2 separate regions of the Homo sapiens genome follow, and region 1 is linked to region 2. Evidence: chromatin contacts called from ENCODE Hi-C or POLR2A ChIA-PET data. All regions are on one chromosome and are shown on one strand. Each heading gives the region's core, a stretch centred on a gene start or an enhancer-like site at or near the end of the contact. The rest is flanking DNA. Distances are from core to core; before and after follow the strand shown.

Region 1 (2,700 bases), core at 64-2,563, 35 kb before region 2:
ATAGCTAGGACTACAGGCATGTATCACCATGTCCAGCTAATCTTTAAATTTTTTTTTTGTAGAGACAGGGTCTTGCTATGTTGCCCAGGCTGGTCTGGAACTCCTGGCCTCAAGTGATCCTCCTGCCTTGGCTTCCTAAAGCTCTGGGATTATAGGCATGAGCCACCACACAGCTAGAATTTCTGACAATCGAAAGCAGAGGCTTTGGGAAAGCATTGCACAAAGTTTATATAACGTAGCAACGAAATTAGAAAGAGAGTAGAGAAAGAAGAAGGTCACTTCACTCCCTCCCCTCAGGGAAATAAGAGTATTGGGGTAGGTTTAAGAGGAGAGCGTGACAAATAATACACGTCTTCCTTTCCCACATTTGGAACCAGTCCCACAGAAGAGAAAGGCAGATGAGAAATGGAGACTACAATAACTTTATTACTGATCAAACTAGTATTGGCGGCTGGGACTACCCCACCAGAGAATTAGACTAACCCAGCCAGTCACAGGCAGTACCGGGCAGCCAAGGCCTGAGGCTGGACAGCTTTATGGTGAGGAGGAGTGGCCTGTAATGTGTGTTTCCTGCTGAAAACCAGCTCCTAAGAAGGAAGAGGGAGGCAGGGTGGGCCTGTGCACATCCAGTTTCTTTCCCAAACTTCCCATCAGAGAATGAAAGTTAGGAGGGAGCGAGGCTGGTGTTTTAGTTTACTAGGGCTGTAGTAACAAAGTACCACAGTCTGGGTGGCTTAAACCACAGAGATTTATTGTCTCACAATCCTGGAGGCTAGAAGTCCGCGATCAGGGTGGCAGCAGGGTTGGTTCCTTCTGAGAGGTGTGAGGGAGAACCTGTCCCATCTTGGCTTGCACTTGACCTTCCTCATGGTCACGTGGCATTCTTTCTGTATATTGTCTGTGTCCCAATTTCCCCTTTTTATGAGGACCCCAGTCATATTGGATTAGGGACCCAACCTACTGTAGTATGACCTCATCTTAACTCATTACATCTGCAATGACCCTATTCCAGAATAAGGTCATATTCTGAGGTACTGGGAGCCAGGACTTCAACATATGCATTTTTGGAGAACGCAATTCAGCCTGTAACAGACAGCAAGATGAGCAGAGCTCTCTCCATGTGGAAGAAAACATCAGTAATGGGCAGAAAGCATTTTTCTCCAAAACATAGTTGAAAGAGGTTGGAGAAGGGTGTGTGGAAATGGTCGTTATCTGAAAGGTGGGGATATGAAAAGGGGGAGGGCAGGACTTGACTCCTTTGGCAGGCAAATGGTGAGAGGTAGTGCCAGCTTTGAGACCACTGAGAGATTATTGTGTGTTGTCTGTGGCCAGCAGCCAAGAAGAGGCTTGAGAGCTGAACACACACAAGGAAAGCAAAGTAACTCATGCAAAGCATTTGTTTGTCCTTCTGAGGAGCACCAAATAGGTGGAAGAGCCAAGTTAACTCTTTGTTGCTGTGGGGAGTAGGCTTAATGCTGAAGGCTATTTATACATTGCTGATATGTTATCCAGCAGAAGGATTCCTGGCCATCCCCAAGGCTTTGCCATGACCCATCTGAACTACTCTTTGGGGAACCTTTAGCATCTCTATAGCTTCTCTGAAAGAGAGTGAGAGGTCCTTAACAAACGGGGAGCAATATATGCAAGTGAAAGGTCAATACCAATTCCACCCACTCAGGGTGTATATGTGTAGATCTGCCTGTCAGTCTCTGATCAGCATGAACTAACCAATAACATCACATTCCACTGTGGTTAGACAGGGAAGCAAGATGGGAAGTGGGCAGGATAAGAATTTGAAACTGGACACACTGGCTCATGCCTGTAATCCCAGCACTTTGGGAGGTCGAGGCAGGTGGATTGCTTGAGCTCAGGAGTTCCAGACCAGCTTGGGCAACACTGTGAGACTTCATCTTTACAAGGAATTTTAAAAAAATTAGCCAGGTGTGGTGCTGTGTACCTCTAATCTCAGCTACTTGGGAGGCTGAGGTGGGAGGATTGCTTGAGTCTGGAAGGCAAGGCTGCAGTGAGCTGTGATGGTGCCACTGGACTCCAGCCTGGGAAACAGAGGAAGACCCTGTCTTAAAAAAAAAAAAAAAAATTAGGGAGCTGAACAATCTGAGTTCAAATCCCACGTCTGCTACTTGTTTGCCAACTGGCTTGAGAAAATTTTTTAGTCTCTTCTTTTTCAGTCTCTAAGAGTTTTTGTATCTGTAAAATGGGAGAATAGTGTCATCCTATCAGGATGGTTATGATAATCGATGACTGTGTAAAGCCCCAGGTCCTCTGCCTCCTACCGGCTGTCATTATTTTTAGTGATTCTCCATTGCCTTGTGGAGGGGGTACAGAGCAGTTGGAGCCCAGGAGAGTCTCTTTCACCATAAAGAGAGTGGATCCCCCTTTTCTGTTTTATATATCAAGATTCCAAATAAGGTACCTTCTGAGAAAAGGGATTGCACAGCAAGATGTTAGAAAATCACTTGAGCAAGAGATGTCTGAAGTGCTTTCAGCTCTGAAATTTAAGTTCTATAGCAGACAGCTTCTCCTTCATCAGTTCTTCATTTGCAAAATGATATTCAGTACCTATTTCAGAGAAATATTATGAAAATAAATGGAGACGTGTTTGTGAACATCCAGACAGTCTTGGAGTGCCTGTTATGTTTCCATTTCCTATAGTAAATGCTATTGTGACTTTTAGAGAAA
Region 2 (2,700 bases), core at 151-2,650:
TCACTTACAAACCTATTTTTGGGTTATTTTTTAATGATGGTACTCAAAATGGTGTAAGCTTCCAGCTTCACAGGACCTGGACCTGGCCGTGTGCTGAGTACATGCCAAGCATTTGGCACATCTATTACTTTATTTAATTCTCACAACAGCCCTCTGAGAGCAATATTATTCCCACTCTACAGGTACAGAAACGGAGGCTCAGAGAAGTTAAGTAACTTCCTTGAGGTCATATATCTTGTAAGTTTCAGGACCAGGTTTCTGTATAGGTTTGTCCTTTCTGAAGTCTATTCTTTTACCCTTTGCTCTCCAGTTCCTAGAGTGACAATGTCATTTCCTCAGAAAAGTCTCCTAAGATCACCAGGGTAGGTTACATGCTCCGTTATGCCTGTCCTTTCTTTCCTAGCTCACATCACAATTAACTAATTACTAAAGTGATTATACTGTGATTATTATATAATCACAGTGTTTTATTATACTGTGATTAAAAGTGATTATCCTGTAACCTCCATGGAGGAAGCTGTCTGTTTTACCTACAGCATGGAAACTCTGGGTATTCAGTGAATAATGCATTTAGATCTACTAATTTTCAGAGGCACCTTAGAGCAGCTTCTTGCCTCAAGCACTTTCTTTCTCACCTTTCCTTCTGCTCAGCAAAGGAAGGGTCTGGGAATGGCAAAACATTCAGGCTCAGAATTAACACCCAAGAGTATTAGGGTTGTGCAGCTGATAATGTAGAGATGTTATCATTTATACATTCACACCTTCATATGGATTGCCTGGTACCAATTTCAGGTACCAGATATCTATGGGGCTGGGATATTCATGCCAAAAGGGTATCTGTTACATAGTTTTATATTTTTGTAAACTGAGTCATCTTAAAATGGGAGAGCACCTGTGTTCAATTTTCCCTGGAATGAGCTGCTAAATTCTCTTGTACTCTTCACTTCGGATGAGGTTTTCTGGATGACACCATCTGGGAAATGTCACTTTGATTAAAGTAAATATGCAGCATAGTTAACACTGGGAGCCTATTTGAATTTCTCTAAGTAGCCACATCTACAGAAGCAGAAGGCAGCCGGCTCTTTGGGCTGGGAGAACTTGAGAGAGATGCATTCCACGGTTTGGTGTCAGTCGAGTGGCAGTGTGTGGCCAACTAAGCTCTGAAGGATTTTGTGTATTTTCCTTTTCTTACCATTGGGCTATTTTTTTTCTTTTCCAGTTTATTTTGACACGAAGAAGAAAATATATAAAAATAAAAAACTCAGCTTTACGATTGCCAAGTTTTTCTTTCAAACTAAGAAAAGAAACCAGTTGTTGAAAAATATGATGAATGGCATCCTTTGTTTTATTTTCAGCGTAGCACATGAGGGCACTGCCATTGGAAAGGGGCCAAATTCCCCAGGCAGGAGGGAACCCTGGGCTGAAAGGCGGCCTAGTGATTTTGGAGGCTGGTGTGTCAGGATTTCCTTTCAGCTGTTACAAATATCTCTCTTCTTTCCACAAGATTTCCTCACAGACTCACCCCCCTCCCATTCTTCAGGCATTCCTTGTGTTTTCAACACTTGCTACTGATGAGGATGTCATCTATTTGTAAGAAAACGCCATTGGTACAATGTGGGGCTTTCAGCATTTACATTGTGGTTTTCCCGACTTCCACAGCTATTGACTTATTTGGCTGTGGGATCATGTATGGTTGAGGGCAACAGTCAGTAGTTGACGTGTAAGCAATCCATAAGATTGTTAGCATGATTCCTGCTCATTGTTGTCTTGTCACCAAGTGGTTTGGGAGAACCAAGGGGAGAGAGAGTCTAACTTTCTTGTTCTGAAAGTCAACCTCAGGGCCCTTCTGATCTCTCTGTGCCGCTCACGTGGTGGAATGAAGAGGAAGGGATGGATGAGAAGAAGGGTCATGCTACTCTTTCAAGGAAGTGAGGGAAATGTCTCAGATGCCTTGAGCTCATCCTCATGTGTCCCATGAAGTGAAATCTAAAATTGCTCTGAGGACGTAGGTGAACTGTACCTCCACAGAACCTGTAGCACTTTCCCAATTTGGAAGCTCCTTCTGAAAACTTTATGCACTTTGGCTGGGGTATTTAACTCATTTATTATAACTTTTGTTTGCCAGGGTGTTTTTCTCACTAGACTGAGATCTTTGAGAACAGGGCTGTTTTATTCCACTTGGTAATTCCAATACCTGGTCTCAGAAAACCTTTGCTAAATAAATTAATGTACCAATAGCTGAATTCCAAGCCCTGGTGTTGAGTCAGAACTAGATAACTCTCTAGGTATAGTTGGTTTAATCATTTATCAAGTGACTTCAGGTTCTGTTGCATCAAGTTGAGTTACATTTATAAGGGACAGTTAAAGGAAAAAGCTGTTCTGAACTTCTAGGGAACAGAAAGTCTGGCTCAACTTATGTGTGAGGCTGGGGAAAGAGGGTAGAGACATCACAATTCCTCATAAAGACAGACATCAAATGACTCGAGAATGCAAACACCTGACTTACTTCCTGCAGAAACGCCAGTGGGAAAAAGTGTGAGTTGGAGCTCCTCATGCCTCTTCCTGTTGTCTTTACTCTTAAATTCAGGCTGTCTTTTAAATGCCCCATGATCTACTTGTAAACTCTTTAAGCAAAAACGATGCCAGGTTCTGTTCTGTGGCTACCAGATTGGAGCTTTTCTCTCCCGGCTTCATTCAGTT

What was found. Hi-C counts contacts between places; a loop is a spot of excess contacts on that map. ChIA-PET counts read pairs that join two places held with the same protein, here RNA polymerase II (POLR2A). Pooled maps may share reads with other maps.
Region 1: a map of dorsolateral prefrontal cortex shows a loop between it and region 2 (2.5-fold over the local background). The contact joins two enhancer-like sites. A Hi-C loop is called at or near these places in 3 of 168 maps with a recorded cell type or tissue (Calu3, dorsolateral prefrontal cortex and posterior cingulate gyrus) and 3 of 50 pooled maps. POLR2A ChIA-PET finds 5 or more read pairs at or near these places in 3 of 52 experiments (H1, HEK293T and activated CD4-positive, alpha-beta T cell).

The regions. Positions count from the first base shown.
Region 1 is chr2:199,832,369-199,835,068 of GRCh38, reverse strand. The region is part of intron 3 of FTCDNL1 (formiminotransferase cyclodeaminase N-terminal like); the gene reads left to right. Among named protein-coding and RNA genes, the nearest start is that of FTCDNL1, 17 kb to the left of the region's middle. Within about 2 kb of position 1,313, at least 2 of the 41 ENCODE cell types and tissues checked have a DNase peak (open chromatin) inside an H3K27ac peak, as active enhancers do; they include dorsolateral prefrontal cortex, where a contact is called at or near this core.
Region 2 is chr2:199,797,796-199,800,495 of GRCh38, reverse strand. It overlaps a transcript of FTCDNL1 not described here. Among named protein-coding and RNA genes, the nearest start is that of FTCDNL1, 52 kb to the left of the region's middle. Within about 2 kb of position 1,400, at least 4 of the 41 ENCODE cell types and tissues checked have a DNase peak (open chromatin) inside an H3K27ac peak, as active enhancers do; they include dorsolateral prefrontal cortex, where a contact is called at or near this core.